Regions from separate parts of the Mus musculus genome. Here region 2 is linked to region 1. A link is a loop called in an ENCODE intact Hi-C map of the cell type or tissue named here. Cell type or tissue: left cerebral cortex. All regions are shown on one strand.

Region 1 (8,000 bases):
TTCACCAGTGTTCTGGAGACCAGACAGCAAAAATTGGAATAAACTCTAGAATTATGGCCAAATAATATAGTATGTATTTATAAACTGAGTACTGTACTTAAAATTTAATATAGTACCCATTTAGTCTTGGTTTTGTTTTTTAACACTTATTAGGTTTATATCAATTTTTGTTGTAAAACAAGCATCTGATAAACTTCATAAATCCTTTTATTCTTTAATAAATTATCCCTCAATGCTTCAGACCAACAAATATTTGGCTTTTCAAAGTGTAATACATGAAAAAATTCTCCCAAACTTTTCTTACAGTGTGTTTGAGTGGAAGTAGCTTTTGGCTTGAATAGCTACCAAGGTTATTTTGAAATGGTATCTCTTGATTCAGATTCCTGTAAATCTAGTATCTGGCAAACATGCCATTAGCTAAATATTAGCACAAGCAGAAATAATCAACAAGGGAGTTTTTTTTTCCCTCCCTCAGAAATCGTCTACTCATACCAAGAATTTGAAAACTGTGGTATTAAAAAAGGAAAGAAAAGAAAAATACTTATCTTTGGTTTAATGTAAAGGTGAGAGGAATTAATGATCTCAACTAGTACAGTTGACATTTAAAACTCTGACTCAGGTCCTCCTACTCTCAGATGCTGACAACCTTTAAAATCTGCAGCGGAAAGGAAGACATGCTTCATTCTGCCTACAAGTCTCAAGTTTATGAACTCGTTTAAAGAAAGATGCTAAGAAGAGTGGTAGGAGAAATTCACGAACAGTTAGGGGTCATAATGTAAGATTTTCAGGGGTGGGGAAGTGAAGAGATGATTGGGTAGCACGTAGTTGTCTTTAAAAGGAAATAAGAAATGAGAAAATTTTTGGTAAGAAAGAGAAAGCAAGAACAATGGAGTTGGGACCATCTACCTCGTGCCTGCGATCACCAAAGGGCCAGCCTCACTACCACGAAGCTCACACTCACGCTTTCCCTCTGCCACGTCTTTCATTGAGAATAGATGCTACATAAGTAGTTTCCTAGTAGACTCTGGTTTAGCATCATCAAAGGAGACTAGGAATGGAAAGTTCCTTAATGAATGTCAAGCTTTACAAGTGGAGGATGCTGAGAAGAGTTTGGATGCGTTGGGGGCAAGAGACACACTGGATAGGCACAGCAGAACGTGATGAGACTTGAAGATAATGATTGACAAGGGAAGATTGAAGGAGAGAGTGGTATGTTCACACCGAAAAGCCTAAATATTGGTCCATTGTGGGGAGGGTTCCTACTGAGTTTTATCAAAGCTGTCGTCACTTGGTCCTGAACATAAAATGTGGACAATGAGACCAGGTTCGGCTAGCTTGATTCTGACTTCCAGGCTTGCAGTGGGAGAGCTGGGACAGCTGAAGAAAGCTCCTTTGAAAACCGCCTGCAAGTGTTTTTGTTAGAAGATGGGCTGTCTGAGCTCTGAGTGCTCCATGGTGGCCTAACTAAAGAAGAAAGCAAGTAGAGATGCCGAGGGCCAGGTAACCAAGTGTCACCTACTTACAGATTCCGAAGGCTGAGAATGTCATATATGTTTTCGAGTTCTGTCAATAAAAAGTTCCTAGAAATGTGGTTTTACTTTAAAATAAATCTCTTAGGGAAAATCAACAGTGTATTATTGCCAAGATGCCTCCAGGGAAATGCTGAAGACTAATGAAAACAAGCACGGTGAAGAGAGAGAGCAGACCCTGTATGATCAATACTGAGAGCCAATGTTTGAAGATACAGTTGGGACAGGATGGAAGGCATGTTCCTGTCTTTGTGTCTCACCAAAGCAGCCCTTTGGAAATGCAGCTTATTACAGTTGGTCAGATCATGTGGTGGACATGCAGCTCCTTGGTTATACTCTTCTGAAGCAAATACAGATGATGGCAGTCCTATACAGGAAGATCACAGATATGTTCATATGCACTTCCATTGTTCTTCAGATGTTAATAGGGCCAGCTAAACACGATCACGTGCAATATGAACTTCTTGGTATTAGCCACAGAAAAATAACTTTTAAAAAAGTTTAAGCAGTTTCCACTTTACTACGTGTGCTATGTCTGAGCTTTAAAAAAAAAGTTCTAAAATGTTATAAAGACAATACTGAAGCTGATAATATAAAAGGCAAATAGGAGCATTAAATGCACCAGATTAACTGCAGCAGGTGGTGATGGGTGATATATGTGAAGAAATAATATTTCAATCAACTGATGATCATATGGCAGATTCAAAGTTAAAATGAATATAATGTAATATACGTCAATATAGAGCTGTTATATATAATCCGTATGTTCTAGGTTTCAGAAACACTGCAATGTAGTGTATTGTACGTAAGTAAGCATACCTAAATAGTAACCATAGTCTTCCACAAAGTCACTAGTACTGTTAATTAAAACAAGAAAAACAAAAAAAACAAGAAATGAACTTTTTTCCAGTAAAAAGAAATTCCTGTGGCTATGGTCACAGACTTCTTTTGGATACAGAAAGACAATATACATTTTAAAAATAATAAACAAAAAAAATAGTTGCAATGGTAAGTAGCCTTACTGCATGGGGGAAGGAAAAATGTCGCAAAAACACAAGAGGAATGAAAAGTCCTCTGAATTCTGTAAGGCAGAAATAATCTATATATTGGAAGGAAGGAAGAAAGGGACAAGGGAAGGAAGGGACGTGGGAAGGAGGGAAGGAAGAGACTGTTTAGTAAAAGAGAGGCATGCGAATGAGAAAACGAAATCCAACTGTTTCCAGGTCACCAAGCCATCAAGAGTTACCTATGAAAGCTAAGTCCAGTCATTCAGTATATTACGCTAGAGTAGCATTCTACTTTAATGTCTGACATGGGCAAGAGCCACTGATTCTTATAGACTGCCCGCAAGATACTCCCTGATATTCTATTGGTTTGCTAGACATGGTAAGCCACCCATTCCTAGAAAGACTTGGGTGAAGGCCACACTGGTTTCAGGAGACACAGCTTGTGAATGGTAGTGATGTTCCAGAGGTGCAGGCAGCATCAGGGAACTTCAGTTTGGGAGTAGGACTCCCACGTGGTTCCTGTGTGTGAGTGTGCGCACTGGCTGGGAGCTGGGTCTCCATGCCTGGGGCTAGACTTATCTATGATCTGTAGACCTTGTCCCTTCTCTAAAGCCTCGAAGGTTCCAGAGAGGACAGGAATAGTCTTTGAGCTCCGACTTAATCCTGGGATGTTTGTGTGTCACCTGCCTGGCTAGGTCCTCTCTGGGAGTCCTGTGAGGTTGCCTGGATGGCTCCCTCTGGTCTGCTTCTGGTTGAGTGTGTGTACTCCACCCTCTTCTGGAGAAAAACAGCCTGTCCCTGTGGGTTTGCTGTGGAGCCAACAAGCTGCCTTTGTTTCTCCCAACTCTGAAATGCTACAAAAAGCAACAGAGTGGGCAGGTGACTGCTTCCTGGGAAGAAAGCCATGAGTCTGAGCACACTGGTAGAAGAGGCAACTGTATCTACGCACCAGGAACCGTGTGTGCTTCATTTGAGAGATACACACACACTCAGACAACATAAATATACATAAACATACAAAGATGCAGGTCATGTGTGCGCGCACACACACACACACACACACACACACACACATTCACCAGTAAATCCACAGAAGTGTAGCATTTGTTCAAGTTTTTCCTCACGGGGCTATACACAAACTACTGATGGTTGGGCTACTTCTGAATGCTGTAAAGCCTCCTCACAGACAGCGACGAAGCAGAGAGCAGGGCTATGCATGGTGTCAGGCCTTTGACTCGAGCTGGAAATTCTCAAGTGTCTGCTGCTGTCACTGGAGAATATGAATGAAGTTTTGTGGTACAAGCACCTCACACCATGTGTGCACACGGATAAGGTACACTCACAGACAGACATTCTGGACAGCAGCTGTGACAAACTGGATGGGTTAAGCCACTTTTGTTATTAGCATCTGTGTGCAAATGACAGTTATGCTTTGGGCTATAACAACTGTCGCAACAGCAGTAGAAGCAGATGTCTTCTGTGGGGTTCTTTTTCTCTGTGCCTTAGGACTATCAGGATCATGTAAGCACTCTGAATCAAGAAACTTCTCAGTCTGAAAGAGATCCAAGGAGAGACTTGGACTGTTTTCAGGCACTGCTGAAGCTAGGATTTCATGACTAGGGCTAGAGTTTGTCTATGATCTGCAGATTATGTGTCTCAATTAAAGATGTAAAAGTTTTGATTTTGTATTTAAACAAAAGTTCACAAGACAAACCCAATGCACCTCAAAACCGAGGTGGGACAGAGAGCAGTCTGTATTGATACGATCTCTGTAGAGAGAGAAAGCTGTATTTTGAGATTTGGGCTCCCTGTTAAGGAGACATTTAAGAGCCATCCAGGCACCTGTGCTTATGTTTAACAGGACTTGCTACTTAGCAACACGGTTATTTTACAGTCAGCCTCGACCTACCAAAGAAAGGAGCAGACAGGAAATAGCTGCTTCCTGAAAGCAGCTGGTTCCCCTACAAGTTTGGTGCCTCCCAGGAAGTCACTGATTCCATAGTCCTCAGTCATGAATAGAGCTTATTTTTGTGATTATGAATCCATTACAAACCAAGAAATGTCCCTATCTATCTTCACAGTCTTTCATTTTCTGTGTGTGTGTGTTGTCTGCTTTCCTCCAGGGTTTCTAACTTAAGGCAATAATCCTACAACCCAATGGATTTTTTTGTGAAAGTTTCTTAGCTGGGGTTATGCCAGTAGTCAGTGGAGCATAGTTGGGCCCTAAAGAAACTCTGGGGAAAGGGCAGCTATCAGTAAGTCATAAATTAAGACTCTTGCTCCAGTCCTGGGCCTTTTCTAGTCTTCCTTTCATGAGGAGGAGACATACAGTTTTGAAAAAAATCGTATGCCCTGCAAGCCTCCATTTTGCTTGTTCACCTTAGAGAGAATGGAGCCTAGCTCTACAGCCCCAAGGGCACTCTGAGCACTGGATAATGCACATCTCTTCCTGCTGTGGATTCAGTGTTCAAGCAGAGAAGCATCTTGAGAAACTTAAAGTACCCCGTGGGCTAGTTTGCTTGGGTTGATCATCTTGCTACTCAGGGCTAGAAACGATGATGCTTCGGGTTAGTAATTGTGCAGTTTTACAGAAACGCAGTCAGCTCAGGTGGATGTTTAAGGTGCACTGGAAATGATAACTCCGCACACAAAGCCCTTGGGAATATTTAAGTATTTTCACGAGCTCCTGGGGCATCCTGAGCACTAGAGCAGAGGTGGGTTTTGAAAGTTTGCCCCATGCCACTACCTATTTCCAGGGCACTTAAGAGAACAGTCCCTTTTCCTTATGAAAACACAGAATGAAAGTTGCCAGGGTCCCAGTTGGGAAGTTATGTCCAGCCCTAGAAAGCCAGCAGCTGGGTCAGCTCAAGACTGGGAGTCTGGAGCTGGGGGGCCCTTGGGTAGCTTTGCTTTTTTAAAAAAAAATCTATCCAATAGGGAGTCTATTGAAATTCTAGTGTCCCCTTTCTTTTGTTTGTCACCAACTCACATGGTTCCGTCTTTAGTGTCCTATTTTTCTTTTCTGTCTTTTTTTTTTTTTTTTAATTCTTTCTCCCCTCCTGGGGGACAAAATTGGCCATTTAAACAAAGTTCTTTTCTAGTGAGTAAAGAGGTTTCTCTGAGCCAGAAATCACTCAAAAGAAAGTCTGCGGACCCTACCCATGGAAAAGACTGGAGGTTTCCCTAAGTACCTCTTGCCAAACTTCCTAGCTTTGTGATTGGATGTTTTCTGGTTTGGTATTGTTGGGTACTGAATACATTTTGCAATTCTTTTGTTCTCTTCCCTAGAGCTTCCATTACCCTGGACTTCAACTCATTACTAAATTAAAGAATTCTTTTTAGAGGGTTTTCTTTTAAGAGTCAAGTCACAGCAGAAAGGGCACCTACCCTGTGTTCTCTTTCCTCCCAGGGCATCTCCTGTCTGCTCCTGGGCTACACCTTTTTGTTCCCTTAGCTGCAGCTGCACACTGGTCAGGGCAGCATCGGCCTGACGTGATGTTAGCACCACACACCTCACATGGCTAGCCCTAACTAATCAAACCAACTCCCACTGCAACTTCAGGGGAAGGCTCAGCAAGGGCATTGTCTGCTATGCATCCTTGCCAGGGCGACTTCCCTGCCATCATTCCTCAGGACAACAGTGTTGGGCGTATCTTGGAGGACTGCAACAGGGAACTTTCCTGTATTTTCCCGGGGACCTGAGGGCTTTGATGAGGCACACATTTCTGGTTTAACTTCTACTGCTGAAAGAAAACAGTGCTTTGGGGCATAAGCAGGCCGTATGATGGTAGTAGATGGTGTGTGAGATGGAAGCACACATAGATCCTGACAGGGAGAGTGATATGAAACAGGCACGCCCAGAGAAAACTCTTGCTCTCCCGTCTCAGACACACAGCCTCTCCCTGCTCATGGATTGAAAAGAGTTTTCTTGGTCCTTACATGATATTATGATATATAATAAAGTGTCTCTTACTTACAGAGAAAGAAGGCAAGCCCAAGTCTTTCTAAAGCCAACAGTGACTGTGGCCTCCTAGATAGGGGAGAGGGGATGGGAGCTTCTGGGGCATGAGCCAGGATTACCTGCCACCCTCCCTCCTGAGGGCGAAAGACCTGCGATGGGAGAGGCTGCAGGAGGGTAAGTTCACACCGTGAAAAACTTCTATAAAGATTTTCCTTTAGGATTACTAGGTGTGAGTGTGGGGGTGGGGCTTGGTTGTTTTTGTTTTTTACTGTAGAGCTGAATCATATCCTCCAGTTCTAATTATTGTCTTTTGGGGGATATGTTTTACACAATTAGGGGCTCTTTTTTTGTACAAATGCTGGTACTATTTTGTTTTTGTATTTAACAAATTTCTTGTTTAAATTGTAGATTGATTAAAAAAATATATACTAGTATTCTTTTGAATGCCAGCTCTTGTTCCCTAAACTTCTCAAGAGGTCTTCTGCCTGGAACATCTGCTTCCATCGTGTGTGAGCGTGTGCACATGTGTGCATGCACACTTGCGCAAGTGTTCCTGAATACTAAAATGACCTTTTTTGTTTGTTTGTTTTCTAGTTTTAAAAGAACTGATAGCATCCCATCATAAAAACGGCAGGACAGAAAACAAAACAAACAAACAAAAAAAAAAGCGGCACTCTTTCTCATCTTCTCTTATTTGTGATTGTTAAATATCGAGTGTGCATGGGCAATCCTGGAAGCATCTGTAACCTTTTGAAGTAGGTGCAGACTGGCTTATCTTCTACAATGCAGTGCAGTTGGAAAACAGCCCTCGAGAGGCCAGGTATACAGCACCAGCACTATAGAAGCGACTTTCCTTTAGAGTTCTGATGCCAACGGAGTGTCCTTCAGTTCTAGAAAGCAGTATTTTAGGTTGGGAGATGTTTGGGGTAAAACAGCAGGACTGAGCCTGTACAGTAGGACTGAGCCTGTACAGTAGGTAGGACCTGACCAAGAATTCCTCAGGGATCTCCTCACACGTTTTAAAAGAAGATATTCCCTTTATAGGAAAAGAATGTGTCTCAGAGTTTCAAGTCATCTGGTGTCCTTTTCTTTTCTTTTCTTTTCTTTTCTTTTCTTTTCTTTTCTTTTCTTTTCTTTCCCATGCTCTACAACAAATGTTGGATCTTTAACCCAGTTGCTTAGCTTTTTGACAATGGCACATTAGCATGAAGACAAACGGGATTCTTTCAGGTGTAGTGAGCAGATGGGAATGGGACCGAATGGCACGCAAGGTTAAGTGTTCCCAGGATCAGTCTGAGTGCTGGCTACTTTACTGAGCTCTGACTGGAAACACATCTTTCAATGTGCTCCCGTCAACAGTGAGGATGCCTGACGCTGGGCCTCTGCTTTCTTTCCCTTGCTTTATATGGTGAGTGATTTCATGTCTTTTTTCCCTCCAGATTAAGAAAAGAATATCACAGCATCAGTTTTTTTTTTTTTTCCTCCTTGATGGGTTGAACAACT
Region 2 (8,000 bases), 73 kb before region 1:
ATCCTCCGCCCCCAGGGCCTGCCAGTCTCTGGCCAGTTGTGGCTGTTTTGCACCTGCTGCTATTTTATCAGCGCTCTCTATTCCGAAGCTTGCCAGACGATCAGACACAGGAGCTGGGTTCTGCCCACAGTGGAAATTGGTTTCTCAGAATTTACTGTTTGGCTCCCGAAGCTGTGGTTGCTGAAAATGACTCATGGTCCGTTTATTATTCTTTTTCAAATAAATCACAGGCTGGGCAACCCGACATAGCTGACAGTCACAGTGGCCAATTCAGATCTCAGCAGGTCTGGGCCCTTTGACTTGACTGTTTAATGCAGCAGAAGAGGCCCCAAGTACCTGACAGCGGTTACCTGGTGGCCGGATAAGGACAACACACTGAAAAATAACCAATCATAACAAGGTTCCACATCTGGCAGCCGCCCTCCTCCCTCTTGCTTGGTGAGGCCCTACCACGCCAGTTTGCCTGTGGAGCTCACATGCAGCCCAGAGAATTCAGGTGCTGACAGGCTTGTGCTGACACCACTCATGTCACAGTCTGGCAGCAGTGATTACAGCCTGCAGAGCCTCCTACCAATTTCCCTTCCCTCCCCCTGCCCTCTGCCCTGGTCCTCCAAGCTCTCAGGGAAGGCGTGCTTACATCTGATGCTAGTACCTGACAGCTGAGATATATGTGGGCCTCTCTCCAGGCCAGCGTATGCTGTCCTCTGTGCATTGCTTTTGTGTTACTTTTCTGAATGGTTTATCCCAAGGCGATTTGAGCAGGCCAGTTCCATTACAAAATGCTCTAAAATGTCTTCCTTGAGCCCTTCATAAAAATTATTTTCATAATGGTCCTTTCTAACGCTTTGTTCATACTTATTACACCGCCTTTAAAACCACTTTATCTTATCTATACTTACTTAGTCCCTTCATTGAGATCGTGTGTGTGTGTGTGTGTGTGTGTGTGTGTGTGTGTATTGATCAGAGAGTCCTCCAACTTTGGTGAGCATAAGAATTTAATAGCAGCAGCTGTAGCCTGTCAGGCACTTGCTGGGAAGGCCATGGCTGGGAAGACTGTGGGGTTCAAGCGGACTGGGTCCTAGCCCCCTCACATTGTTGAGACCTTGGATTCGGGAGCTGTACCTCAGAGACCAGGAATCTGTGTGTTTTATTAACTATGGCCCAAATGACTTTGATCTGTGTAGCCGGAGGTGCAGTCTTCTTAACTGTGTAGTAGATCTACGGCTTGTCTGAATGCGGTGAATGGTTTCAACTTCACTGAAGTATAAATCTGAATCCAAGAGCTTTGAGCTTGGCCTGTGGGGGCCCATCAGCTACCTAGTGAGTGTCGCTAACTATCCATTGCAGGGCCTCAGCTCAGCTCAACAGAGCTCCTGGCATTTTGTCTCTGTTTTTCTTTTACTGAAAATAATTTTCTTCCATACGGTAAATTCCGATTACAGTTTCCCCTCCCTTAGCTCCTCCCAGCTCCTAACTCCTCCCCACTTCCCCTCCCATTGGAATCCACACCCTTTCTGTTAGAAAAGAGGCATCTAGTGAATAATGACAAAATACGATAAAACAAAACCAATGGCGTTTCAAATCAGTGACTCCATCTCCAAATAAGAGGCCCAGGAACCTCTAAACTGGCGCATTGGGGACTTGGATTCTGGCGGATGTCAAAGGATGAGTCACCAAATAAGTTACAGCTAACATAAAAGCGGTGGGGACACCAGGAGGAGCCGCTGTACTTCAGCTCATTTTGCAGAGGAGCTGTGGGAAATGTGTGGGCTTCTAGCCAGAGGGCCTGAGCAGGACTCCCGATGTTCTTAGCTACTTGCTACCTGGCAAAGCAAACAGCTTAGGTTTCTGAGTTGTGTGTTTCCTCTGCTCCTCACTAAGGCCGCAGCCCTGTTGAAGACACAGGGCTGCCGTGAGACTCGGGTGACTTAAATACATGAAAACGCTCTTCCAACTGTGGCGTTCTGAGCAGCCATTGCCTTTTCACTGTGTAGAAACATGTCTGAGGTGTTGTAATGACAGAGTGTACTATCGGGCAATGGTGTGTGTGTGTGTGTGTGTGTGTGTGTGTGTGTGTGTGTGTGTGAAGGGGTGGGGGTCGCGGTTGGGATAATTCGTTTAGAGCTAGCAGCTGAAATGGAAGGCCAGAAGCAAACTGGCACACAGGTGTCCGAGTTTGCTGTTCTGACAGCGTGTGCTACACACTTACTCGTTTGCTATGAGCAGCAAGTTGGATGTAACTGGAGATCTGGGAACGCCAATCTTCAAGAGAAGACACAGTCAAGCATGAATTTGATATGGTCAAATAATTTCATTTAGGATTTCAGAACTCTCATTATAATTAGACCTTAGTCAACACCATTGAGATATGTTCAATTTTAAGCCCCAGAAAAAAATAATTGTCACTAGAGAAAGGGCTTTGAGAGCATATGCAACGATTTATTCCCCTTTAGAGAATTTTAACAGTATCTATAGAAAGTATGAGGCTGTGTAGATTTTTTTTTTTTTTTTTTTTTGCTTTGTTTGGTTTTCGAGACAGTGTAGCCCCAGCTGTCCTGGAACTCACTCTTTAGACCAGGCTGGCCTTGAATTCAGAGATCCACCTGCCTCTACTTCCCGAGTGCTGGGATTAAAGGTGTGCGCCACCACGCCCAGCCAAATGATGCAGTTTTTATGTGATGAATTCCTTGTTGCTGCAGTAGACCTTGGGCAGTCCTTGCTCCTCCTGTAGCAGAGCTCTGTTTATTGGCTGGAGATTTAGTCAGAGGAGCTCTGGAATTTAGCAGGAGACATGTTTATGTCTCATGGTCAAATACTTATTCAGAATTCTAGAATTCTCGAGCACCTCCTGTATGTCCAGCATAGCGTGGGGTATTAGAGAATCTGATATGCCCCAGCTTGTAACTCATTCACGTCAGAGGCAGAGGGGGAAATCCCATCTTTGTTATTCAGTAGAATGAGGTAAAACCAGAGGTCAACAGACCTGGTATAAGGATCACTGTGCTTTTGTGACTTTATTCCCTTAACCAAATCTACTGAACCCTTTCCTGTATCAGGCACACGCTCTCCAGAGCTTACGTGATGGTGGCAGCCTACAAAGATAGTGAGACTCCACCAGCCATGGTGGCATGGGACTGTAATCCCAGCCCTAACAAGGCAGGAGGAGCACAGGTTTGAGGTCGGCCCATCTCAAGAAACAACAACAAACAAAACAAAACAAAACAAAACAACAAAACTGGAAGAGATGATGAAGTCCCCTAGGCAGAGGTCAGTAAAGACAGGCCAGGCAGAGAACACAGGGTACATACCAACCCGACAGCTCAAACCCACAAACCACAGGCTAGCAGGAGAGACAGCCTTGGGGGCGGGACAAGGTGTGGGGGCGGGACCAGAAGGTTCCTGTGGGCTCCACCATAGACTTCTGCCTTTCCGTCAAGTGGAAGAGGGCGGGGCTGGAAAGGATTTGTGGCAAGCAGTAGATATAAAGAGATGAGTGCTTTTTAAAATTGTGGCGTTTTAAAATAGCCAATGCTCTGTTTGCATCTTCCTCGAAGGATCCGTAGGTTGAGGTGTGGGGGTGGGAATACAAAATAGTGGATTTAGGGAGGTAGGTTAGGGACTGTGCAGTAGCAGTGGAGGTGAGAAAAATGATTTTAAAAATCAGACACAAGGTGGTGGTGGTGGTAAATAAAGAGTTGGGCAGAGCTAAGACTCTGAAGGAGCAGATGTGTGGGAAGGAAGCTGTCTTGTTTCTCCCTACGTTCTTGTCACTTCCAGTTCTATACTTTTAGATCTCTCTCTCTCTCTCTCTCTCTCTCTCTCTCTCTCATATTTATCTTTCCAACTTACATTCCAGTGGGGGAAGTGATTGGATTTTTTAAAAGATTTATTTAGTTTATGTATGTGAGTACACTGTAACTGTCTTCAGACACACCAGAAGAGGGCATCAGTTCCCTTACTGATGGTAGTGAGCCCCCATGTGGTTGCTGGGAATTGAACCCAGGACCTCTGGAAGAGCAGTGAATGCTCTTAACCGCTAGGCCATCTCTCCAGTCCCCTGGACTTTTTTTTTTTTTTTTTAAGCAAAATTTGTAGCACAGTGTGGCTGTGTTGACATACTACCCGTGGCAAACATTGAAAGAGTTTGAGCACAGGGTTTGAAACAACTCAGTCAAGTTGTCTCACCTCTCAATCCACAGAATTGCCACCTAGAAAACTGGGATACAATGGCATCTGGCTTGTTAGGCTTCCTTTAGAGTTCAGTGAGGTAGTAAATACAAAACCATTGACACAGAGCTTGGTTTAGTGAAAACGCTCAATGCTGTCACTTGTCACAGATTCTAGTTGGAAAGCCGTATCAATTACGTGTCTCGTCACTGTAACAACATACACGACAACAGCAACTCGAAGAAAGATGGGCTTGGATTTTAATATTTATTTTATTTCTGGTTATGTGTGACTGTGTGGTAAATGCCACACATGCTGTGGGTACCGAAAGAAGCCAGAAGAGTGAGTCAGGTAGACCTGAAGCTGAGTCACTGGCAATGTGGATGACTTGCTGTGGGCTCTGGGAAGTGACCTCAGGCCCTCAGTCACTGAGGTGTCATCTCTCTAGCCCTAACATGGATATTTCTCATTTGGGAGTATTTCTCAGAGAGGATGAAAGCAAGAAGCTAATAACTACAGTTGAATATGCCTATAAGCTCCCAGAATGTCCATATAGGCCATGTGTTGTTTCTATAGATAAGTGGAGGCTAAGACAACAAATGCTTTCCCAGGGAGATAAGGTTCAAGTTATGCCCCGTCCTTTATGGCTTTATAGAGTCTTAGCAATCCGGATTAGAGGTTTTCAAATGGCAATCTACAGGCTAATGGGACTCAAAATTGTCACCAGTCTCAACAAAATGTGGACTAAAGTAAATTTAAAATATCTCCCCAGCTTTCCATTATGAAACGATTATTGTGCCAGGCATAACAATCCTAGTTGTGCACATCTTTAATCCCAGCAGTAGGGAAGCAGCCCTTAGAGTTGGAGGCCAGCCTAGTCTACCAAGTTTCAGGACAGCCATGGCTACACAGCGAAATCCTGTCTTAAACAAACACACACACACACACACACACACACACACACACACACACACACACAAAAGACACAGAATAAACCACCACCAAGAAAAAACTGCACAGTTTTATTATCAAGAAATTCTTAAGGCCAAAAATGAAGAGAAAGGTTTATTCGGGAGAAGGGAGGAGGAAGGAGGTAGCCATGAGTTCTGAGCAAGGTGAGGAATGGCTGAGCTGCCTAAAGTAGGTACATCTGTTTGGTAGAAAAAGGAGACAGAGAAAGGTTCCCCCAGAAGGGATCCCAGTGTCCCTTTTACCCTGGAGATTCGGCGAAAGCTAAATTTCTCCTGAGAACTTTATAACAGGGAGTTGCTCTCATTGGAATTAAGGCTAGCGTTCCCACAACTAATATAAGCTGAGAAATCCCAAGATGGGTACTGAAGTTATTCTGGGTTGGGTAGTGCCTCTAGGTGCCTGGTTAAAGCAGGCACCAATTTTCCCCGAAGGCAGGGGCATTGATCCCAGGTCTCAAGGAATTTCTGGAACCTCATTCCAATGAGCAGCACACAATGAAAGTCACAGAGTAAGTGAGGGAGAATCAAGAACCACAATCAGAACTGTAAAGAGCTCAGTGGGAGCTGGAGAGAGTACTGACTGCTCTTCCAGGCGACCCACAGTCGAATCCCAGCACCCACGTGGTAGCTAACAACTGTCTGTACCTCCAGTTCCAAGGGATCTGACATACTCTTTTGGTCTTTGCAGGCACCAGGCACAGCCACGGTGCACAGACATGCAGACAGGCAAAACCACTCATACATCAGATATTAGAAACTTGAGCATAGCTACGGGATGGAGGAGCCAGCCCAGCACTTGGGAGTGCTCAGTGCTCTTCCACCACTGGACCTGCCCCACGTGTCTCATTATCATGAAGTCTTCCTCTGATAGATCCCACATGTTTCATGAGAGCATCAGTCACTTCTCAGTGTTTCCTTAAAATGGTAGCGGGAGAAGAGGTTTGGTCAGTTCAGGTCATAGGAAGCAGTAACTTTGCACTGTCTGTCATATGTATGGGTGGTGAGTTCTACCTTGAAATAGTCCATGGATGTTCTTCTACTCCAGTGTCACTGTGACAAGCCTAGACGATGTCCCTAACCCTAACCCTTCCCTCTAACCTGGATCTCCTGAGTGATAACTTTTTTGAATGACTGTCATGAATTCCTAAGACAACCAGCCACGCCCATCACCCACTGCCACTTTCAGAATTATTGTAAAATCATTGTCCCTATTTCCTAGGATGGCTACCTACCTTTTTAACATCACAGGCAGATGTTAACCACAGGAAATGCCAACGTTTTTGTAGTCTTCTTTCCCAGGGTAGTGAAACCTGCTTAGTCAACACTTACACAGCCCGGGTACAGTGATCAATGACTCTTCCGAGAACAAGGTCCTCCAACGGAGCTGTGTTCTCGTTACCGACCCAGCTGATATCTCATTTCTTCTCACAGTTCACTTTCCAGAGCTGATCCCCAACAGCCAGAGTGCACATGTCTCATCACACGCCTGCCAACTTCTTTTGCTAAATGAGAAAACAACATGTACAAGAAAATACATCTTCTTCAGTGTAACTCACTTGGGTATACTATGACTCTTATTCAAATATATTTACTGGTGTTTTATATATGACTCTTATCCAAATATATTTACTGGTGTTTTATATGTGACTCTTATCCAAATATATTTACAGGTGTTCTATATATTTCTTTATGAAAAGCCTCCTTCCTTTATTTATAATTAGGGAAAATATTTCTGACAGTATGTGATTTCCCATGAAATGGCATTGATAAGTACTCCTCATTTGTGAGAGAGAACACAGGCAAATGTAAAAGATATAATCTGTTTATATAAAACTTAAGTCTGATGGCTTAAGATGAATATTATGTTGGGGGGAAAAATATATGTTTTTGGAATGCTAGCATATGCCATAAAGTCAGGAAGCAGAGCTGTTATTACGAGGTCACATTCATGCAGAGGAAGACATCTACAAATGCTTGGTAGCCAGCAACTGTGTGTGCCTGAGTACAGATTCATCAACATTAACCAGAGGAACTCACAGTATTTCCCTAGTGATCAGAAAGATAGAGATTTGACATGTAAACTGTTCCTAACCACCAGCAAAGGTCATCTATAAGTAAGAATTCAAAAGGAAACGAATCGTCTACGTTGAGCTCTCATTGTTTTTAAGCGTGAGTTGCTCTTTATATGTGTCGGCTCATCATTTTAAAGCTATCCCATTTATTAACTGTGACCAAGGAGCTCTGGAGCTTTGGTTTTAGTTAATTCTTTAGGGCATAGAAAGACAAAAGTTGAAGAAAACCCTTCAAAATTCATGCTTTATGATAGATAGAGAAACCATTTTTATTCTAAGCCATAGCTTTATGAAAATATTTAAAACTTTTATTACAGAAGTAATACATATATGGTACATATTTCAACAACAAGCAATGTGAACTGTATAGAGTATGTATAGACGTTCCCTAGACTCTGGTCCTTTCCACCCTCCATGGATAGCCTGTGGACTTGCTTTCAAATGTGGGAAATCCTCTCAAACAAACAAATCCCTTATTCTTATTTTACCTAACACTATGTCTGGGAGATATTTTAATAGCTGTGTATATAGAATCAGTGTATTGTACAGTATTTCATAGAATAGTATTTCATATTCATGAAACATACTTTTACTGATGAACACTTAAGCAATTTTCAGCACATATGTAAGCACAAACATGACCATTTTCTTTTACACACAGCTCTGCATGCCTCTGAGAATATTTCTCTAGGATAGATTTCTAAAAATTTAATTAACTTGTCAAATGATGTATATATTTTACATTTTCACATATTGTATTTATATAAAAATTATTTCCCTAAGTGTTTAG

Evidence for each region. Peaks named below come from ENCODE experiments on the same cell type or tissue, not always from the same donor. Only the 100,000 strongest peaks of a DNase experiment are listed, where the experiment ranks them.
Region 2: it touches region 1 in a loop (2.4-fold over the local background); 3 of 42 quality-filtered maps call a loop at or near these places.

What each region holds. Positions count from the first base shown.
Region 1 is chr16:43,621,536-43,629,535 of GRCm38, reverse strand. It overlaps a transcript of Zbtb20 not described here and a transcript of Tigit not described here. Among named protein-coding and RNA genes, the nearest start is that of Mir568, 15 kb to the left of the region's middle. In left cerebral cortex, a CTCF peak has its summit at 3,303 (motif pointing left); DNase peaks (open chromatin) are centred at 3,383, 4,030 and 5,793.
Region 2 is chr16:43,694,468-43,702,467 of GRCm38, reverse strand. No RefSeq gene overlaps it. Among named protein-coding and RNA genes, the nearest start is that of Tigit, 34 kb to the right of the region's middle. In left cerebral cortex, no CTCF peak of the experiment used is centred here; DNase peaks (open chromatin) are centred at 194, 1,732 and 3,558.